2 separate regions of the Homo sapiens genome follow, and region 1 is linked to region 2. The links are chromatin loops, found by intact Hi-C in ENCODE. Cell type or tissue: GM12878. All regions are shown on one strand. Each heading gives the region's core, and the rest is flanking DNA. Links, peaks and the distances in the headings are about the cores only.

What was found. A loop is a pair of places that touch in the nucleus more often than their neighbours do. Peaks named below come from ENCODE experiments on the same cell type or tissue, not always from the same donor. Only the 100,000 strongest peaks of a DNase experiment are listed, where the experiment ranks them.
Region 1: a loop joins it to region 2, with 7 times the contacts of the local background. A loop is called at or near these places in 4 of 110 quality-filtered maps.

Annotation. Positions count from the first base shown.
Region 1 is chr22:38,394,252-38,397,164 of GRCh38, reverse strand. The region is part of intron 1 of TPTEP2-CSNK1E (TPTEP2-CSNK1E readthrough); the gene reads left to right. It also overlaps the pseudogene TPTEP2. Among named protein-coding and RNA genes, the nearest start is that of TPTEP2-CSNK1E, 3.2 kb to the left of the region's middle. In GM12878, for the core only: no CTCF peak of the experiment used is centred there; a DNase peak (open chromatin) is centred at 1,744; H3K4me3 peaks cover 2,394 bases; H3K27ac peaks cover 2,407 bases.
Region 2 is chr22:38,198,061-38,200,973 of GRCh38, reverse strand. No RefSeq gene overlaps it. Among named protein-coding and RNA genes, the nearest start is that of MAFF, 2.5 kb to the left of the region's middle. RefSeq lists an enhancer at 1,843-1,892. In GM12878, for the core only: no CTCF peak of the experiment used is centred there; a DNase peak (open chromatin) is centred at 1,613; H3K27ac peaks cover 257 bases.

The DNA.
Region 1 (2,913 bases), core at 324-2,823, 200 kb before region 2:
TACAGGAGCTAGAAAAGGCCACTTCTGGGACCCTGGCATCTGGGCCACCCTGAGAGCCCCAGAAACTTTTTTTTCTTTTTCTTTCCCCCCCACCCCCCAGAAAAGGATAGTCATTTCAGGTTTAAGGCTTTGGTGTATTGTTCCACTTCGAAATTCCTTGAGCCTCAGTTTATCTTCCTGAATCAGCCTATGGTGCTTGCAGCGGAGAAAGTAAATGGCGGTTGCAGTGGTCCACTGGCCAGTTTGGGGGTCCTGTATAATTGGCCACTGTGTGTGTCAGGCCTCTGAGCCCAGGCCAGGCCATTGCTCACACAAAGCTTGTTTGGTGGTCTCTTCACACGGACGTGTATGAAATTTGGTGCCGTGACCCCAACCCTTAAGAAGGTTGTTTGTAATTCTCCCCACCCTTGAGAATGTACTTTGTGAGATCCACCCCTGCCCACCAGAGAACAACCCCCTTTGACTGTAATTTTCCATTACCTTCCCAAATCCTATAAAATGGCCCCACCCCATCTCCCTTTGCTGACTCTTTTCGGACTCAGCCCGCCTGCACCCAGGTGAAATAAACAGCCATGTTGCTCACACAAAGCCTGTTTGGTGGTCTCTTCACACGGACGCATATGAAAGTGTGTCCTACAGCGTAGCTAGGTTTCTTAGTTTTCTAGATCGTTTGGAAGCATTAAGCTGTATGTTTTAAGAAGCCTAGGTCTGATTTAGTTCAGATTGATTCAATAATGTCTTCATCGCTTTTGAGTTGGTTGAATGACTTGACATGAGATTAAGCTCAACAAAAGAAAAGGTGAGGTAGCAACAGCTGCCGTCCAGGCCTGGCCACTAGGTAGGGGTCTTAGGAGGCCTTTTACCTTCTCTTTTGTATATGTCAAGAGGGACATTTACAATGTTCTTATTTTACTGTACTTCTTTCCCCTGAAGTGGATGTTCTTTCTTGATTGATATCAAACAAGACTTAAAATGCTAAGTTTTATGATACTTAGACAATGAGTAATAGATGTAGTTTCTAAAAGCCTTTATGTGTCTGCAGTGACAAGTGCAGAGGAATAACCTCATTGCTTTTTGTCTGAAAATATAACAGGCAAGCCACTAGTTTGTGCTTACTTAATGTGTGCTAAGAACTTTTAAGGTATGTCCTTAATGGTAGATAACTTTTTTCCTTCTGAGAAGTCATATTTATTTTAGATATTGTTTTGTTCAATATTCTGGAGACTAATAGTGTTTCATTTTGTTTCTTAACCCTGATGTTGCTGCCATTTTTAATCGGTTATATTTAAATTCAAGAGGCCGTAAGTTATTTAAAATACAGTTGTCAGTAGTTACAAGGCAGATTTATCATTTATTTTAATTGTTAGAATAGGATTAATAATCTGTTTGGAATTTTAATTATTTGGCATGATGAGGAAAGCTAGTCCTTTAGAATTGTCTTTATTTGCCTACAGAAGGAGGAAGTAGAGGACAAGATACGACTTTTATTGGTGAAGGACACACACTTTTTTCTTTAGTGTCCCACTCTTTTAATCCTTTTGTCTTCACATTTTTCTAACGCTTTGCAGTTTGACCTTTGCTGTTTTTTAATAACTTGTGAGATCGAAGTTTAGCAGTTGTGTTGGGTTCCTATTCCCTTTCACTTCTTACTCAAAAAAAGGAACTAATACACCACTTAGAAAAAATTTGTAGAAAACTTTTCTCCCCTTTACCCTGAGGAATCTATTTTGGTAACAGGTCAAAATTTTTTTCCACGTAGTAGGGGAGGAAGGAGGAGCAGTGAAGGTTTTGACTTTGACTGCCTTTACTTTTTTAAGGTGGGGGTAGATTTGCATTTTCTTTGTGAGCCTCCATTTTTGGCAGGAAAAGTTCAGGGAGGAGTAGGAGCCCCTAATCCCCTTCCAGTGGACTTGTTTTGGAGGAAATCTGAAAATAAGACTTAATCATCAAGTCACTTATAGACTGATGAAATAATTAAGGAATATAATGGCCTGGCAATGACTAAGTCGTTCTATCTCCTCATTGCAGGTACATGCTTATCACTTTTTTCTCTCTTAACAACGTTTATTATGAAATGGCATGTTTTCGCCACAGCAGGGTAGCCATTTCCCAACCCTGGAGCACTCTTAATTCTGAGATGCCTGATTAGAGCCTCAGGGGTCCCAAAAGATGTGCTGTTTTCCCACTTTATAAAATTACATTCTTTTCTCACAGTTGTCACAAACATGATATTGGTTGATAAGAACTTTGGAGTAGTTTTAATGACTCTTGACTGCCTGAAAGATGCCACTTTAAAAAAGGAGCTACTTTTAGCTGACTCTATTTGAAAGTAAATGATTGGACCCTTTTTATGTTTTATATGAAGCTTTGTTTCCATTTGCTTAAAAAAAAAAATTCAAATTGTCCCATTTCCTGTATGCCCATATGGCCTGTATGTTATAGATTTTGAGGTTGCTGGGTATGATTTGTTTTAAATGGTTCTTTCCTAATTTCCCATTTCAGTTTAATCCCTGAGCAGAATGTTTAATGAATGAATTGGGAAGGTGAAGCTGAAGGACTGAGCAATGGCTGTTTTCAAGCCTTAGAATTAGAAAGTAGGAATGAAAAACATGAGACAGTTGCATAAACTGAGTATTCCACTGATAAAATAAACGTAATAAGATTTTAAATCCAGTTCCTTCAATTGAAATCTAACAACAGAATAGTTTTTAGATTACTGGGATATTAAAAAATAAAAACCTGAAAGGTATTTACAGAACAGCTACCAACATGGAATTAAAGGAATCTCAATCTTGTTAAATATTCGAAAGAGTGAAGGGTTTGGTTACAGCATGTAAATTAAACTTGAGACAATGGCGGGTGGAGGGGTCTTGATCCGCACACCTCTTTTCCAGATTCTGCGGCGGGGAGGGG
Region 2 (2,913 bases), core at 327-2,826:
TCTCACTCTGTCACCCAGGCTGGAGTGCAGTGGCACAATCTCGGCTCACTGCAACCTCCTTCTCCTGGACTCCAGCCATTCTCCCACCTTAGCCTCCCAAGTAGCTGGGACCATAAGCACACACCACCATGCTAGGTTCATTTTTTGTATTTTTTTTTTTTTTTTTTTTTTTTTTTTTTTGTAGAGACAGGGTTTTGCCATGTTGCCCAAACTGGTCTCAAACTCCTGGACTCAGGCAATCCACCCACGCTGGCCTCCCAAAGTAATGGGATTACAGGCGCAAGCCACCGCACCCAGCCTTGAAATTTGTTCTTATATTATCTTAATACTTCTGTAGGGTGTTTCATCATTTATGTATGTGAGTGCTGGTTATTGTCTGTCTTCCCCAACCAGAATGTATGTTTTATGAAGGCAGGCCTTGCTTCTTTTTCTTTTTCTTTTTTTTTTTTTGAGACAGAGTCTCACTCTGTTGCCCAGGCTGGAGTGCAGTGGCATAATCTTGGCTCACTGCAACCTCCGCCTCCCAGGTTCAAGGAATTCAGCCCCCCAGTAGCTGGACTACAGGTGAGTCACCATGCCCAGCCAGGCTGGTTTTGAACCCCTGACCTCAGGCCACCCACCTCGGCCTCCCAAAGTGTTGGGATTGCAGACATGAGCCACTGCGCCTGGCCAGGCTTATCTTGTTCACCACTGCCTGCCCAGTGCCTGGAGTAGTGCTTGGCACATAGTAGGCCCACAGTAAATACATGTTGAAGGAATACATGACTGGAGGCTCAGAGAGGTGAAGGTGACTTTCTAAATTCACTCAGCTAGGAAGTACAAGCACTGGAATTGGTATCCAGGTCTGAATGATTCCTGGCCCAGATGTTTGGGGGTACATCGCAACCAGGGGAGGAGGGCCACATAAACATGAGGGGTGTGCGCCGTGGTGGGAAGCCCCACCCAAAAGAGATGGCTTTGGAGGCCACGTGCGGGGTGGATGTTGCTGTTCATCCCCTGCTTTCCTTTGCTCATGATGTTCCCACTGCCTGAAATTCCATCGCTCCCACAGTCCCTCCTGTGAAGCCGACATCATGGCACTTACTCCACTGTGGAGGGCATAGGGCCTCTCCAAATGGGTAGGCCTCTATGTGGCACCCTGATCACCAGTAAGGATCCCCACTTTCCTTTTTTTTTTTTTTTTTTTGAGCCGGAGTCTCGCTGTGTTGCCCCAGGCTGGAGTGCAGTGGCGCGATCTCAGCTCACTGCAAGCTCCACCTCCCGGGTTCACGCCATTCTCCAGCCTCAGCCTCCCGAGTAGCTGGGACTACAGGCGCCCGCCACCGCGCCCTCCTAATTTTTTTTTTTTGTATTTTTAGTAGAGACGGGGTTTCACCGTGGTGTCGATCTCCTGACCTCGTGATCCACCCGCCTCGGCCTCCCAAAGTGCTGGGATTACACGCGTGAGCCACCGCGCCCAGCCCCCCACTTTCCTTGATGTAGCAAATTCGATTTCAGCGCCCTTGTCTTGCTTTCCTGCCTCTGTGCCTTGGTCCACCAGACACTATGGCTTCTTTCCGTTCCCTCCCACAGGCTGTGGGTTTGGTATGCAAATTGGCCCACTAGTTTCCCAAGTGACCAAATGTTGAGGCAGCTTTGTCTAGCACTCAAAAGGATCTCTAAAAACCAATTGCTCAGTCCTCTCCATGTGCATAGCAGAAAGAGCCACCTAGGTTAACCTTTGGGGTAGGAAAGTTCTCAGTTTTAGAAACTGCACAATGGTGAGTTGTCTATTTTCTCTACCCCCCACCCCCTTTAAAACCAAAACCAAAACAAAACAAAACAGGGTCTTGCCCTGTTGCCCAGGCTGGAGTGCAGTGGCATGATCATAGCTCACTGCAGCCTTGAACTTCTGGGCTCAAGCGATCCTCTCACCTCAGCCTCCCGAGTAGTTGGGACTACAAGTGTGCATCACTGTGCCTGGATAATTTTTCTATTTTTTGCAGAGATGGAGGTCTCACCATATTGCATAGGTTGATCTTGAACCCTTGGCCTCAAGCCTTCCTTCTGCCTCAGCCTCCCAATCTACTCCCTTTTTTATGAGCTTCTCAAGAGCTGGGGCCACACCTGGAACACTGTAGGTGCTCAGCTAGTGAGTGAATTCTCAGTGGACCTGAACAACACTCCTGGACACCATGCTGCCTAGATCCTTTACTCCCATCCCCAGCCTGCCAGAACAAGGGGGTCAGTGCCTCATTATCCACCCTGCAGGGACTGCTTCCCATAGACATAGCTCCCTTTCTGGTCAAGATCAAGGGCCATGGTGCAATGTCCTATTTAAAAGTGGGAGCTCAGGCTGGGCATGGTGGCTCGCACCTGTATTCTCAGCACTTTGGGAGACCGAGGCAGGAGGATCACTTGAGCCCGGAGTTTGAGACCAGCCTGGGCAATATGGCGAAATCTTGTCTCTATTAAAAAAAGAAGAGGAAGAAAAAAAAAAAAGAAATGACCATCAGGCAGCCACCATAGTAATCATGGGTTGCAGCAAGAATCACCAATGGATATGAAAGCTTGATGAGAAAGTATTTACATAGTTTCAAGTTATTTACCCACAAGATGATAATTAATTATGGAAGGAAAAATAATAACTCTGCAGTGGAGAAATTTGGCAGACACAACCTTCGCTAAGTGATCAAAGTTAATATCACCAGTAAGGGGCAAATTGCCACGGAGTTTGTAGATGAGGTAATTACTGCATGGATGCCCAACTTCCTGGCTTCAATGCTTGTCCTGTGGTCATAGAAGAGAATGTGTCCTTGATTTTAGGAAATATACACTGGAGTATTTATTTATTTATTTATTTATTTATTTTTTTGAGATGGAGTCTTGCTCTGTCACCCAGGCTGGAGTGCAATGGTGCGACCTTGGCTCACT